3 separate regions of the Homo sapiens genome follow, and all the other regions are linked to region 3. Evidence: chromatin loops called from intact Hi-C (ENCODE). Cell type or tissue: dorsolateral prefrontal cortex. All regions are shown on one strand. Region 1 has its middle 19 kb from the start of LINC02744. Region 2 has its middle 100 kb from the start of LINC02744. Region 3 overlaps TRIM29 (tripartite motif containing 29).

Evidence for each region. Peaks named below come from ENCODE experiments on the same cell type or tissue, not always from the same donor. Only the 100,000 strongest peaks of a DNase experiment are listed, where the experiment ranks them.
Region 1: a loop joins it to region 3, with 5 times the contacts of the local background. A loop is called at or near these places in 21 of 110 quality-filtered maps.
Region 2: a loop joins it to region 3, with 3 times the contacts of the local background. A loop is called at or near these places in 3 of 110 quality-filtered maps.

Annotation. Positions count from the first base shown.
Region 1 is chr11:120,011,433-120,016,432 of GRCh38, forward strand. No RefSeq gene overlaps it. Among named protein-coding and RNA genes, the nearest start is that of LINC02744, 19 kb to the left of the region's middle. RefSeq lists an enhancer at 2,485-3,090. In dorsolateral prefrontal cortex, CTCF peaks have their summits at 1,962 and 2,161; DNase peaks (open chromatin) are centred at 500 and 1,989; H3K4me3 peaks cover 422 bases; H3K27ac peaks cover 4,835 bases; H3K27me3 peaks cover 317 bases.
Region 2 is chr11:119,888,520-119,893,519 of GRCh38, forward strand. No RefSeq gene overlaps it. Among named protein-coding and RNA genes, the nearest start is that of LINC02744, 100 kb to the right of the region's middle. RefSeq lists an enhancer at 502-4,430. In dorsolateral prefrontal cortex, a CTCF peak has its summit at 3,056; DNase peaks (open chromatin) are centred at 3,122 and 4,202; H3K4me3 peaks cover 1,273 bases; H3K27ac peaks cover 3,011 bases; H3K27me3 peaks cover 875 bases.
Region 3 is chr11:120,106,423-120,111,422 of GRCh38, forward strand. TRIM29 (tripartite motif containing 29) reads right to left here. Exons shown (of 9, transcript NM_012101.4): 9 at 4,864-5,000. Among named protein-coding and RNA genes, the nearest start is that of TRIM29, 29 kb to the right of the region's middle. RefSeq lists an enhancer at 2,025-2,074. In dorsolateral prefrontal cortex, a CTCF peak has its summit at 1,971 (motif pointing left); DNase peaks (open chromatin) are centred at 1,593 and 1,949; H3K27ac peaks cover 1,685 bases.

The DNA of each region.
Region 1 (5,000 bases), 95 kb before region 3:
ACTTGTAGAGGAGATTTAAACATGGAAAGGGGAGAGAAGAAGGCATTGGAGGGGAGAGAAATGAGAGTGGACCAGATGGCCTTCAAACTCTTTCTAGCCCTGAAGAATCTGACCATTACTATAGAAAGAAAATGGCGCAAAACAGCAAGAGACTTCAAAGCCCCTGAGAACAATTGTCCTAATGATGGAAGTCTGGAGAGGACTCCAGAAGTCATTTTCTACAATCTCCCCATCCCCAGGCAGCCTTGCCCCACTGTGCATTTATCACCAGCCCAGAGATTTCCACTGGAGCTAGCTGGAATTTCTACAAGGCAGCAGCCAGAGGTGGTGGTGGGCTCTGTGGCAGCAGGTGGAGAGGAAAGGCTCTTTCTGGGCTGAGCATCAAGCTGGAAAAAACATTGCTGAAGACCCCACCACCAGCCCTCAGGTCTATTGCAGATGCACCTCTCTGTGCTGGAGGGAGAGAGCTTGGCGAGGGAGCTCAGTTGGAAGCGGTGAAACAAGCATCATTCTATTGTTGAGCTGCCTCGCCAGCTGCTGACAAGGGAGGCTTTGCAGACAGACTGAACCTATGGAGAGATGAAAGTCGCTCAGATATAGACACACACACTCCCAGAGTTTCCTGTGCTTAAGCTGTTTGGAAGCTCTTGTCATACGCACCTCGAGCAAAGAGAAAGGAGGCGAGCGGGAATGACTGCTGGAAGTTGAGCATGTTTCCCCAACGCTGGCGCTGCTCTGTAATTCTCCTCCTTCACTAAGGAAGCTTTCTTTCAAAATAATTGGGGAGTGGCATGACTCACAATCACAGTGCCTTCACTCCCCGAGGAACAAGAAGTTAATGGGCTTGCTGTAGGGTGACTAGGGGAATTTGCCCCTCGGTGGGGATCTTCCCAGACCCCCCGGGGACTGCCGCGTGCTAGCTAATGTGGGCCAGCACCAGTGTGAGGCCAGCCCTCTGAGCCTTGGAAGCATCTGGTGAGCTTTGTGCTCTCTGTGCAAGTGGTTGGCATCCTATAGGCATAACCGTAGGCTTTCAGAGTGGGCACAGGCCAAATGTCCTCCCCATGGTGGAGATTAACCGGGCTGGGATCCCATTACAGGAGAGTCTGTGATGCTAGTTAACTCATGCTGGTTCATCTGCTCATCTTGGCTCTGCTGTCACCTTCTCAGCCCCCTCCCTGTCTCCCTTAATTTGATCATCTTGGCCCCCTCCCCTGTCGGGGCTAGAGGCTGCCCCAGGTCCCCATCCTCCCAGACTTACCTTCATCTCTGCTGATCACACAGCACACTCTGTGTCTTTTTATTTTCCTGCCTCATCCAGTAGGTTCTGAGATCCTTGAGGGTCCTCTCCACACTTTGTTAAACCAAGAATACAAATTGCTCAAAAGCAGGGCAGGGCTGGGTCCAGGGTGAGCAAGGAAGGCATCCAGGGTGCAAAATTCAAGGAGATACACACTCTCGGGCTTCCACAAGCCCAGGTGGGCCCCTGAGAATGAATGCCTCCTGAAAACACTGGAAAACACCAGGTTGGGCTCACTGGAGTCCTGGCCCTGGGGCACGGAAAAGGAAAGAATATTAATTGTTAAAAACCAACCATGTAGAGACACTACACTATTTCACTGATCCTCAAAGTAATCCTGTAGAATAGGTACTGACAGCTTCATTTACACATAAAGAAAATGAAGCTCGGTACAGTTTTGCACCTTGACAATAGTCCCAGAACTAATATCACAGACCCGGAACAAACCCCAATCTTCCTAACGCGGAGGCGCATCAGACTGCCTCCAGCAACCGTCCGCAGCTGCTGTCCCATGTCAGAGAAGAGTGCCTCTGAACGGGTGTCCTCTGAGGGGACAAAGGGCTTGGCCTCCTGGACATGAGGGTAGGTGGAGCTCTGCCCAATGCCCCCAAATCCTGACTCGGCAGGTGTGGCTGGGCCTGGGAATATCTGTGTTTGCCAAGGTCCCTAGGAGGCGCCCATGCACCGTCTGGTGGTGGGGACGCTGCACTGCACCAACTTCCATGTAGGGCCAGAAAGTCCTCCCTTAGGGCCACCCTAACTCACAGGCCTTTCACTGCAGCCCCTCCCCTCTCACCCAGGCCTCCGCGGAGTCCCCCTGCAGGAGCTTCCTGCCCGGGGCTGTGCCGGCTGCCAAGTTGTGCTGCTGCCGGTGCTCGGATGGACCCCGGGGAGCAGCAGCCACTGCTCAGAGCAGTCTGTTTTGCCTGTTGCCGGAGGCTGGGGGGTGCAGGAGCAGCCCTGGAGGGGCTTGGCACTATCAGTGGCGGAGGGGTCTGTGTAGACTCAGAGACAGATGTGGCAGGCAAAGATGGGGGACTTTGTCAGCAGCCCTACTAAGCCTAGATAGTTCTGCGTCCCCAGGCCCCACCCCCCGGCTCCTGCCTTTACTCCTACACCCCCTTTCCACCAGCATCACCACTGAGGGGGGCAGCCCAGCCGGCTTCGGCACCAGACAGGCAACGGCAGGAAGCACAGAGGAAACACCAAGGGAGAACAGGTACCCAGGGCAGCCGGAGTGGGCCTCGCACACCCCCACAAGCAGAGTCCCTGCAGCAGCAGAGCCGTCGGTGGCATCAGGGCGGCCAGCTGTGCCCCAGGTTTCCAGAGTGGAGAGGAAGGGACCCCACACTCGGGATGGGCTCCAGGGTGCTGCGAGCAGCGGGTGGCCCCGCTTGGAGCCAATCTGCCTACCTGGAGCAACCTGCCTACCAAAGACCAGAGTCCCACCCAGGAAATCAGGCCCCAGAGAGGATGTACCCGCACCCTGCCAGCTGCTGCCACACTCATCACCTCTCTCTTGTGACTTAAGTCTTCAGGCCGCAGTTCTCAGCGCCCTTCCTGCCCCACAGGCTGCCTCCAGCCCAAACTACACAGCTTCCAGAAAGCGTTCTCCTGCCCAGACCCCTGCCCCTTTGAACACAGGACAACCCCTCACCTGGCATCCCCGGGCACCCATGATCTGGCCCAGATCTCCTGGAGGGTTCACCACTGATCCTCCAACACAGCCACATCTTCCCATCTCCCGCCTACCTCCCCTGCCTCTTGGTTCTGCTCTTCATCTGCCCACATCTGACATATCTTCAGGATCCATTTCAAATCCTGCCTCTCCTCCTCTTCCTTCTCTTATCCCCTAAACCTTTGGCCTCCTGGAGCCCTTTGCCTGTGGCATTTGCATCACTCCCCATATACCCCAGACTAATCTATGAATTCCTTAAGGGCAGAGACAGAGCTGTCCTCAGCATTGTGCTTCCCTACACACACCAGCCTCTGCCATGCCCACAGCTCCTCCCACACACATAAAGCCATCAAGCCTCTTTCTTCAGAGGACCTCCACAGGCAGGAAGTCCTGCCTCATATCCAGCCCAATTCCACCCTGCTCAGGGCTCATTTTCATTCCTCAGTGAAGATGGAGAGCAGTGGATTATCTTCCCCTAAATAATAACCCTTCCTAGGCTTTCACACTATTATTAAATCACCTTTAAGCCACCTTTCTTCTTCAGGCTAAAGAATCCCAGTACTTTTCATGTTCCTTCAGAACGTGACTCTCTGCCCTGTAATTAGCTTGGCAATACTTTTGAATTCTCCCCAACTTCTCCACACCCAGAAAGAAGAAGTGCCTTGAGAGGGGACCAAAAGGAACTGTGTGGAGGGTCTACGATGTTCCAGGGATCACCCCTACTACATTTAATCCTTCTAGCTTGCTGCTCTTCACCCCAATTTACAGATGAGGAAACAGAGGCTCAATATGCTCAGCAGGGCTTCTCAACGTTAGCTGACATGTTGGTTCAGATGATTCTTTGTTGAGCAGGCGCTGGCTATGCCTTGTAGGACGTTTAGCAGCATTCCTGACCTCTACCCACTTGATGACAGCAGTAACTACCCCCCCCCCCACAACACACACACACAGTTGTGACTACTAAATATGTCTGCAGACATTGCCAAATGCCTTCTGAGTGTGAAATCACCTCCAGCTGAAAACCACTGGGTTAAAGGAATTTTGCAGAAATCAATCAACTTGTAAGTAACAGACACTAAATTCAGATCTGTCAGCTTCAAATAATTTTCTTACTTCTACCCCCATACAACCTCCTAAGACAAAGTCTCATCTGAGAAAGTAATAGGAAAATGTCACTATGTTTTCCACTTTTATCACTCCTTACCCCAACATTTAATCTTCTATATGTGTCACTGGGATCAACTCATAGATGATTCTGCTCCGAGTCTAACCCACACTCTCCAAGTTTACCCACACTCAATTTGAAAGCATTAGCTTGGGTGCACCGTAACCACAGGAACTTTCTTTTTTCCAATCAATTGCTCAGTATCACTTATTTCAGGCCTGCTGCAGAGAACTAGCAGAGAAAATGGAGAACAGACCCTCCTCCTCCAAGAGCAAAAGGTCCAACTTGGGAGCCGGGGATACACATGAGGAGTTCTAACACTTACTGACAAATGCACAGACCATTCTTGCACAATTCCCAGCAGGCTATCAGAAAGCAGGAACACTGAGTCCACTGAGCAGTTGCTTAGACTAAAGATGCCAAGCAGTCAGTGCAAGGAGTTAGCTAAGACCAGCCTGTGGCAAGGTGGAGATGCTGCCATCAACCGAAGCAGATGAATGTTGTGGACTGCACGTCGTGACGGGGACATGTGTGCTGATGGGATGCAGGGTAAGGGAACCAGGTGTCCACTTGCTGCCGTTGCTATTTCTGTGCTCCAGACCAGCCTGGGGAACTGAGCTCTGCTCTGAAGCAGGCTCCTACTCCCCTTCCACCTCCTATTCCAGGTGTCAAGGGTGGGAAAAACATACCAGGTTGGAACATCTTGAACTTCCCACCGGTTGTTCCAGGCATTCGTCCGAAGCCACGTCAGGCCTAATGCAGTTCCTTCATCTCTATACACCTGCCAAATCTGATTTATTCTTCAATATTTGCTTAAATGCTGCTTCCCCCTTCTCTCCTTCAGTCCCCACCACCCA
Region 2 (5,000 bases), 220 kb before region 3:
AGCCAGTGGACCTCAAATGAAAAATAGCAAAAGTAGCAAAACAACCCCTCATGTTTACAAAGAGCCTCTCATCCATCAGGAGCGTTCTAAGACAAGATCTCAGTAGGAGCCACTGCGGACCTTGGTTTATTCTTATATAAATGAGGCCATTGGGCTCAAGGATTCCTGAAGTCTCTTCTCCGACCAGACTTTTTGTGGGTTCCATGGTCCTAATAGAATTCTGGTGATGTGATGACACCTGGAGCTGGTGTCATTAGCCTCATCTTAGAGTTAAGAATGCCAAGGAGCAGAGAGGGAAGTGACAAGCCACAGCCCATTCAGCGAGTCCTGCCAGAGCCAGACCCAGACCCTGGTGAGGTGGGTGGTGGAAGGAGATGGACCCTGATGTCTGTCTTCTTAGCTCAAGGAGATGGAGGTGGGAGGATGGGGGCCAGAGGCCCTGTAGCTCTTCCCCTGATCCATTTTGAGGAAGGGTCTATCCTATCACCCTGCAAGAGCGGGAGGCTGGGGAGCTTATCTGGTGATGGTGGGGCATCTGGTCCCCACATGTGCAGACCAGGATCCATGCCTGAGCCTCTCCACTAGCATACCTACTCCAAGAACGTGGTCTATTTTGTTTCCTGTGGTATCCCCAGTGCCTAGAACAGTATCTGGCATAAGATGGTACCCAAGTAATGCTCGTCATTGAATGACTGAGAGACAAGTCTAGGCCCCTGGGATGCCAGGGCCCCCATTCCCCACACCCTGATCCTCTCTGCAAGTCCAGACACATGAGCAGTGTAAGCATTGCTAGCCGGGCACTGGGCCACAAAGGTTTCCGAGATCCAGAGAAAATCCTCCCCTGCTTGGCTCCCCACTTTTTTCTGGTTGCATCTGAGCACCCCCTGACTTTCTGCCCCTTTCCCTCACCTTACCCAGTCCCCTCAGTGTGTGATGGATGTCCTGCCAGGGACAGAGGGTTCGATCTGGATTTCCAATCTCCTCTGGATGCACCAACGCCAAAATACAATACACAATTACAGGGACACGATACATTAGTGATCACTGAGAGAAAGAAGCCCCTTTTAGGCAGCAACGCCAACGGCTGTGTCTAAACTTATGGATACAGTCAGCTCAGAGTCCCTCCAGTCCCCGGGCAGGAAGTGAGCAGTCTCCAATACCCCATACCCATCCTCCCTCTGGGAGTCCTTCCAGGCTCCAGAGCCTCAGTTACCTCTACCTCTCCCATGTAGCCAGCACCATTCTGTCCCTTGGGGTTTTCTCCCTCTGGCTATAGCAGAGGACTTGGTCTCCCAGCACCTACTCTGTGCTGCCTTCCAAGCATGTACAAAAGCCCTTTTCCTTCCAAGGGACCATCTACTGGGCCATTTAGGGAACAGAGGGGGGGTGACAGATCCCACAAGATAAGAGACAATCATGTGGGCTGCCACCTGCACCTGCGAGTCACCATCCCTGGCCTTCACTTCTTGCCTCCACGGTCACCACTGTTTGCCCTGCTGGCCACTGGCTTCTCTTTCACCCCAGATACCCAGAGGCCTGGAAACACAATCTGGGCAGTACAGGAAATGCAACTGCCCTCCCTGTCTCTAGGGCCGGACCAGCTCCAGACGGCCTCCTGCCTGGGCTGCATCTGTCTGCACAGGGTGCACCAAAGAGAGGATCACCCCCTCCTCTCCAGAGTTTTGAAAGCTAGGATTCAGGATCAGGATCTGTAAGCCCCTAAAATTACATGACAACTTGGTGTCTATGTGTATCTGCACTTTTTCTGGAAAGAGGTTTTCATAGCCTTCAGATTCTCAAAGTCCTTTAGAACAAAAAAAGGTGGTCCATGCCTACAAGGGTGGTGACAAGAGCCGAGTGGGTGTGGGGGCTGAGCTTGCTGAAATAGTAAATAGGAGTTTGGAAGTTTATTTTATTGCCTTAAGCCCGGAATTACATTTTCTTTGCATGTGGATGAGTCTGCTTTTCTGGTTTGCCAAATAGGTTGACCATTGATGTCCAGGTGAACACACAGAGTTAGCCCAGCCCAGACCACGGCATAAACCCAGGGTGTAATTCAGCCCCAGAACAACCCCCAGGGCAGGGGCCAAACACCTTTAAAGCAGAGCCCAAGCTATCGCAGCCACCCAACCTGAACACTCAGTGCGCAGCTGACAGCCAGCTGGACGTGGGGCTGAGTGACCTCAAGCCTAGGCTGAGGGTCCCTCAGAACACAGCCCCTTCCCTCAAACCCTTGGGGTATTGGAAGAGACTCCGCTGAGGCCCACTCCCAGCTACCAGGTGAGGACTCCAGGCACCTTGCTTGTGATCAGGCCTCCAATCTCTGCATATTCCAGGAACATGAGTCTGAGCTTGCTCGTCTCACTGAGAAAGCACGCAGGCCAGGAGACCAAGAAGCAGGTGGGAGGTAGGTGATAAATATCACAGCCCCTCAGCCTGCTGAGACCGTATGACCTTTGTTGAATCACCTAATCTACTTGGCTAATTATGCCCATTTCCCCTTCTCTCTTTTCCTCTTACTTTTCCTTCCTTGTCACAACGTGGTACTTCAGAAACTCTCTCGGAGGAATTTCAAGGAGCTGGCTGGGTCTCTGTGGAACACATTGCATTATCTCATTACGATCTCGCCTGGTGATCGGATTCCGTTAGCTGACTCTCTTTATTAGCAGGCAAAAGCAAACTTATGAAATGCCTTTAAACCTGGATTTCCTTAACAATCTATCACTGGGGAACTGACAGCTCTCGCTCGCTTCCCTCTGCCAGAAAGAATTAAGATTGTTCCTAATTTAATCTCTCTTCCGCATCGAAGGCGGATATTTGTGTTTCAGCAGCAAACTTGTATTAAAGGCTCTTGGGTAGGAGGCTTTGGATCGTCACAGACTAACTCTGATAGGTGTCTGTGTGCCTTCGTGCAGATGGGGCTGGCCCTGGCTTCAGGGGCCCTGGGCAGAGGCTCCCAGATGCTGCCCTTGATGAAACTTGCAGCCCTGTGGCCCTGCTGGGAAAAGATAAGAGGGCAGATTTGAGAATCACTGGCTTTGTAGTGTCAGCGTAAGGGTGTTGGGGGATGGCTGAGGCTGTCACAGACACTGCCCATTGTACAGCTGTCTGGCACGTCGGCCCTCTAGCTTTCTACAAGTCAGAATCACCAGGCTGCTCTTGACAGCATTCCAGCTGAGCTGTGCCCTGGCTGTACTCCCATGGGCATGGTGCAGGGATGTTGGTACCCCCCCAAGTCCCCTTTGCTGGATGGGTGCAGCCCATCCCCCAGCCCCTGTGTGTGTTGGCCACTAAAGCCCCCAGCTGCCCCTTCTCTGGATAATTCACCTGAGCTGAGTAGGAGCTGCCTGCCATCAGAGGCTAGCTACATGCCTTCTCAGTTCCCTTGCCCTAAGCCAACAGCTGATGACCGACTAACAGACAGTAGGGAAAAAAGACCGGGCCCCTTGCCTCAAGGTGAGCCTGACCTTGTGGTATCATTTGTGCTCCTAAGCTCCCGGTGGATTGAGACTGAAGCTGATCTCGGGCCCAGACCACATCCTTATTTCCTTCCTTCTCCCCATTTCTCCTGAGAACGCTTCTCCAGCAACACTTTCACGAATGTCTGCTTCTGGGATATGGTTGCCCTTGGGCTGCTTGGGCTTCTGGGCTCTGATGTGCCTCCCTCTGGGTCAGATTGGGCATGGAGGGACTTGCTGTGGACAGTCGAGGCTGGTGGTACCCTGCAGTCAGCCGTGAGCAGTAGCCTGGCCCCACAGGCTGCTTCCTGAGGACCTGGCACTTCCTGAGAACCCCCACACACCCACCCACCATGGAAAGGTTTGGCTGTGGGTGCCTGCCTGGGACACCCCCCATCCTTACTTGTGGAGCACATAAGCTGCTCTCCGACACTGCTCTGAACCATGGCCTCTTAGACACGCATCACCCCAACCAGGACTGTGGAGCCTGACGTGGCGCTCCCTGCCAAGCACATCACGTCCCCTCCAGGCACTCTGCACGGAGATTTGGGTGGCTGCAGATGAGGGGGAAAGAGCTGTGTTGGAAAATCCTATTATCTAGCCAGGCCCCCACTGTTAGCCCATGCATGAAACCAATTTACAAAGTGTGAGTCAAAAGCCTCCAAGGACCGCCTGTTCTTGCGGGAGCCCAGCAATCACCCTGCCCGCGGGCCTCTGCAGACGCAATGCCGTCTGCGCTCCGTCCACTGAAAAGCTCTGCTCAGAGATGTCAGTCAGTGCCCTGGGCCGGCCACCCCCCTGCTCTGCTGGATGTCGGGAGAATGTATTACTGAGAGAGAAGAGAAACACTCTGAATGGAGCATGATTATTTTCAGATCTCCATTTTGCTGATGGCTTGAGCAAGCCCAGGTGAGACTCCTCGGGTTACAGAGGTTTTCTGAAGGTCATACTGTCTGTCCATCTTCTGTCGCCGGGTGCAGGCAGGGGCGAGGAGGCTCGGACCATAGTTGTAACTGGGGCAAGGCACTTAACCTCCTCTGAGCCTGGGCTTCCTTTTCTATAAAAGGAAAACACCTGCAGAGGGCTAGCAGGGCTCCATGAGATGACGCACACAGAAGTGCCCACCACACAGTAGGCCCTCAACACATGTTTATTATCATTTTTGCCTGAAACACAATAGTTTCTACAAGGGTCCCAGGAAGGAGATGCTTCTGTTTTCTTTGTAGAATAATCTTACGTGTCTTAGCCTGTGTAACAGGCAAGAAAGTTCTCTGATCTATCCAAAGTGTCGCTTATGGAAAAAGAAATTACTCTGTCTCAGAAGAGACCTGTTACTACTAGCTAACACTGACCGAGTACTGCCTGTGTGCCAGGCACTGTGCTGGGTATTTTACACACATTTAACTGTTTAAGCCTCACTACGACCCTGGGTGCTGGATACTGTTATTATACCTGTTTCACAGATGGAGAAACTGACAAACAGAAATTGCCCCAAATCACACAGCTAGTAAGTGAAGATGGGATACAAGTACGATGTAGAAG
Region 3 (5,000 bases):
CCTGCATCCTCTGCACATCCTGCTTGTGTCTTTGCTTGCTCCTGCACCTGCAATGCCACCAGCGTCTCCACCTGCCACAGTCGGTCCCATCAATGATGTCTCAAGCCACCAGTATAGCGCACCTGGGCCTCCACTCTTGCTTCACCTCGGTTCATTCCTGAGTCCTCTTCTTAGAGCACTGATCTGATTACTCACCCTCCCATGGAGGTGGTCACTGTGTTTACGGTAAAGCTCAGCCCCTATGTAGCCCGGCATGATCCTGCCCTGCCTTTCTCACACATGCAGAACTCACTCAGGTCCCCCCAGATCTTCTCAACTCACTCTCAGCACAGCTGTCCCCTCCTCAGGGGACATGCCTCCTCATCACCGTTTTGGGCCCTGCACGCTCTGATCACCTTCTGGATCAGCTCACAGGCCCAGTCTTGTGAATTCATGCAGAGAGGCAGCTTGTGTCTCCTATATCTTGTGCTTAGATCTTGGTCCAACACAAAAATCTGAATGAATGCAGGCCTCCCCCGAGCCACGCCTCCATTCCTGCTCCTCATCAGGTATCTGTGCACCTCTCTCCCCCCTAGGCCTGTACAATGCCCCCAGTCTTGGGCTCAGGTCACCTAGTGCAGTCCCCACTCCAGGCAGGTCCACACCTGAACCATCAAAGACCCACACCTCACCCTCAAAGAATATGCCGCCTCCTTCTCAGACAAGCTCTCAGGGCTCCACCTTCCACAGCCAGATCTGAATCCTGCAAGTTACCAATCCGTAACAGGGTTTGCAGCCCCTCAATTCAGCCAGTTCAGGATCTTAACATGATAATGGGACCAACCTCAGAAAAATGCAGAATTTGCTAACCAGAGCCAACCTCAAGGCCAACGAGGAAACACGTTATATGTCCACTTGGGATGAATGTATTGATAACGATAAGCCCGGCCAAAGACCTCTCCTCCCTCCCTCACCTGGCTCCCTGTCCTTCCTGGGGAGCTTCAGGGATCCCAGGCACCATCCTCATCCGCTGGGTTGAGGTCACCCATCCACTGCCACATCTTGCAAGAGAGTCTGTTGGTTCCCAAGTTTCCTCACCCCCTCCCCACTCCTTTGCCTCTTCTTAGCCTCTGCCTTGGCAAGGTGATGAATTAGGAGCCAGGAGTTGGCACATTCACCAAGCAATTAGTGTTTATCTTCCTTGTTTCTGTGGCTGAACAACAGATCATTTTCAACCTTAATAGTCAATACTCAGAAAGATAAAACTGTCTGGGTCACTCTTGGGAGGTGATTTGAGGGTTTGGTGGGAAAGGGAGGTGGGATATGAGATGGCCCTGCCTCAGCCATCCAGCCCCCGCCCCTCTGGACAGGCATTCCTGGGGTCCCACCTGTTACCCTTCTGACCTCTCTCCATGGTCCATCAGGAGGCAGGGACAAAGGTCCCCATGTCGTAGCCGGGACACGGAAGGGGGACAAGAGTCAAGCAGCTTGGCAGTTCGCAGCCCCTCAGTGTCCCCTCCCCCTTGGACTTTGAGGACTCTGGCTTTCTGTCTCACTCTTCACCAAGAGCTGCCTTGGGTAGAGCCCTGTCCGACTCATGCAAGCCCTCTTTGGGGGCTGCAAAACTGAGCCTTCTGTGCCCACCCAGCCCCCTCCTCAGGCCAGCTACCTGCAGAGGGAACCCAAAGGTGGCACCCACATAAGGGAAGCCTGCCCCTTCTGCAGAATTCCATGCCAGGTTAGGCAAGGTCTGGTGGGGTGAGCAGTAAGCCCCTATCTGCTGCTCAGACCAGGGGACTGCTGTCCTGGGGTCATATATTCTACAGGCTAGGACAGAAGGGCCTACTCAGCTAATACAGAAGTGGGGGAAGGAGGAGAGAGAGAGAGGCTCACCTTGTAGAAGGGCCCTGGGACCCAGTCCTGACGGCCCGGGCTGGGGCAGGAGTTTGGCGCCCACTCACTGCAGTGAAATGCTGTCACCTGCTGGCCGTGCCTCAGAACTGCAGGAGCCCTGGTGCGGGTCCTAGGGCTGGGCCCAGCAGCTTCCACCCTGTGACTCTCCACCAAGTGCAGAAGGCCAAAAAGAGGGGAAATCAAGCTTCATCCCAGGTTGAAATGTCGTCATTGTCTTTGTTGTTAATTCCACAATAATAATAGTATAATCTCTCAACTGTTGGGCCCTTGCTAAACCAGGTTCTTTGCAGTTTTTTGTTGCTCACAGCAGTCCTTTAAGATGTTATCCCCACTGAAGCTCAGACAGAGTGGGCAGCTTGGCCCTGGTCTTACAGCTGATGGGCAGTGCAGCCAGGATTCTGGCCCTGACAGTGTGGCTCCAGCTCCACACAGTGCCCTCAGAAGCCTATGCCTCAGCTCTCCACACAATGAAATGTACCAGGCACCCATTATTGGATGCCTTCCAGCTCCCCTTTTGATTTTTTCACCTTCCTCTCCCACTTCCTCTTCCCAGTTAACTGCTTCTTAGCCTCCAAGGCCCGCCCACGTGCCAGGCACTGTTCTAGGACAACATGATGGAATAACCCCTGCTATCACGGAGTCCACATTCCAGCAGGTCCTGAGGCCCAGAGCAGAGCTCAGAAGCTCCTGCGTCTCCAGCCTTCCCCCGTCCTGGACAGAGAAGGCTTCTCAGATGGGGACCCATGCCCCTGACAGGGTCTAAAGGAAAGGAGAGGCACGGGGCTGGGTACAGGGAGCCTTGGAGATTTGGGAGTCCAACCTGCCTGCCTATCAGCCCAGGTCTGATGGTGGATTCCCAACCTGACACCAAGCTCAATGTTCCTGTCCCTTCCAACCCTCCTTTTGCTGTGGTCTCCACCTCACAGGCTGTTGGAGCTGGGAAAGAACCCCAGAAATGATCCAATGAATACACCTCATTTTGTAGATGGAGAAGGTCAGACCCAGAAAGGGCAAGCAATTAGCCCAGATCACACAGCCAAGCAACAGAGCCTGGATGAGACTCAGGGCTCCCAACTACCCTGCCAGAGCTCCCTGCTGAGCCCCTCTGCTGCCTCCCTCCTCGCTGGTCTGCCAGGGGGCTACCCACACCTCTGAGAATCACCCAACGCCCAGAGCTGGGAGAGGGCAGGAGACAAGGGAGCATGGGCCAGGACTGTCTGGGTCTGAGAGGAACAGAAGTGGATATAGAGCCTTGCCCCCCTCCTTCCTCCCTAATAGGAGGATTAAACCTCCTATTCTCACTCATGCTGGGGACAGAGGCATTCTCAAGAACTGGGAAGAAAGGATTTCCCTGATTGCTTTATAATCACAGCTCAGACGATAATGGACCTGGTGGGGATTGATGGGGAGAGTGTGATGCTCAGCGACGTCCCCGCCCAGTTCCCAGCACAGCCCTGGGCCTCCTGACACAGCGGTCTTCCCAACATCCCACCAGCCAGCCTCTGTGCAGCAGGTGCAGCCCCTGGTGCAGCCCAGGCATGGGACAGGCAAGGGCCTGGCTGCCCCCACAGGGGAATTTAGCCAGACCTGGTGTCCCATCCAGTTCCCCTTCTCTGGAGCTGGTAGGCTTAGGGCAGGGCCTGGAGAACTGGGAGCCTCTCGTGGCCAGGGTCTTTCTGAGAGTCCGGGCATCTCTGGAGCCCAGGAATGGGTCCTTATCACCATCACAACCCCAGGGTCCTCAAGAAGGGCCAGGAGGCTGCAGGGCACGGTGCCCACAGAGGTGGACCTGCTGGGGCACCACGTAGGGAACCAGCACCCAGGGCAGGGGGCTGTAGGGAGCAGCAACTAACCCCAGGGACACTCTGCAGTCCCAGCTCCCAAGGGAGAACACCACCCAGGTGGCCAAAGCATGTGGGTCCAACTTGTGGTCTCTCTTCTTGACAGTGCTGGAAGGTCCTCCATGGACACACTTGGCCCCTTCTCCTTCCTTTCCTTTCTCACCCTTACCCTCCTGTCTCCCCCTTCTCTCTCTTCTCTGCCATTTCTCCCTCACTTTCTCAATCCCAAGAGCCCCTTCGTGGCAAGCCTGGCTGCTTGGCTCCTAAAGCTCCCTGGCCCAGCAGCGTGGAGAGGAGGAAGGAAGAGTGTTGTCCCTCCACGATGGACCAGCAGCCAGCTTGCTTAGGGACTTTTACTAGGACAGAGGGACTGCTCCCCTGATGTCATCAGGCCCCTGGTGGGGAGCAGAGTGAGGAAGAACAGTGAGAACAGAGGGGCCCGGGTGTCCCTGCCACACCAGGAAAAAGAATGTGGTTGTTTGACACCCTCTTCCCTCTCTACCATCATGCCTCCTCCTGGCTTGCTCACCTCTTCCAGGAAGACTTCCCTGACTCTCCTTCCAGGCTTCTCTGAGTTTCCAGGGACTGGAAGGCCTTTTCCCTTTCCTCCGTCCCCCAAGCCCAGGATGATGCTGTCTTCAGGAGCCTGACCCTCCTGCCAGCCTCAAAGGGGAGCTCTCCTTCCCAGAAGGCCCTCTGTGCACTGAGAAGGCCCTCAGGTCTGAAGCCTCCAGTGGACTTCCACTCCAGCCTGCGTCTGAGCACCAGAGTGCTTGGCTCCCAGCCACTTCTGGGCCCTTCTCCCCCTGGGAACTCTAGGGTGGGCCGGCCAGAAGGTCTGAGCATGGCAGAAGGTATTGAGCATATCCCCAGGCCCACACCCCACTGTCATTCTCCCTGTGTTCATTGTTAGCCAAGGCGTGCCTCCCTGAGGCCCAGGTTCCTGCACTGCACCCCCTGTGTCCCAGACAGGGTGAGGGAGGTCAAGGGAGTTTCAAAGGAGCCACGTTTCTGAGAGGAGAGCAGGAAGATGACCGTGCCTTCATCAGAGGGAAAAAGTGCATTCAGAAGAACTGCAGCCTGTTCCTCTGGGGACCCTCAGGGAAATGGTCATTCAATACAAGAGAAGTGACAGACCAATGGTTTATTCCAAAGGGGAAAGCCCAAGCTGGATGTCTCCCTCCCCAACCCCTGCAAGCTGGCCCATCCTTCCAGAGCCCCCATAGGCCTGGGGCTGTTGAGACGGGAGATGTCCCCACTGTGCTG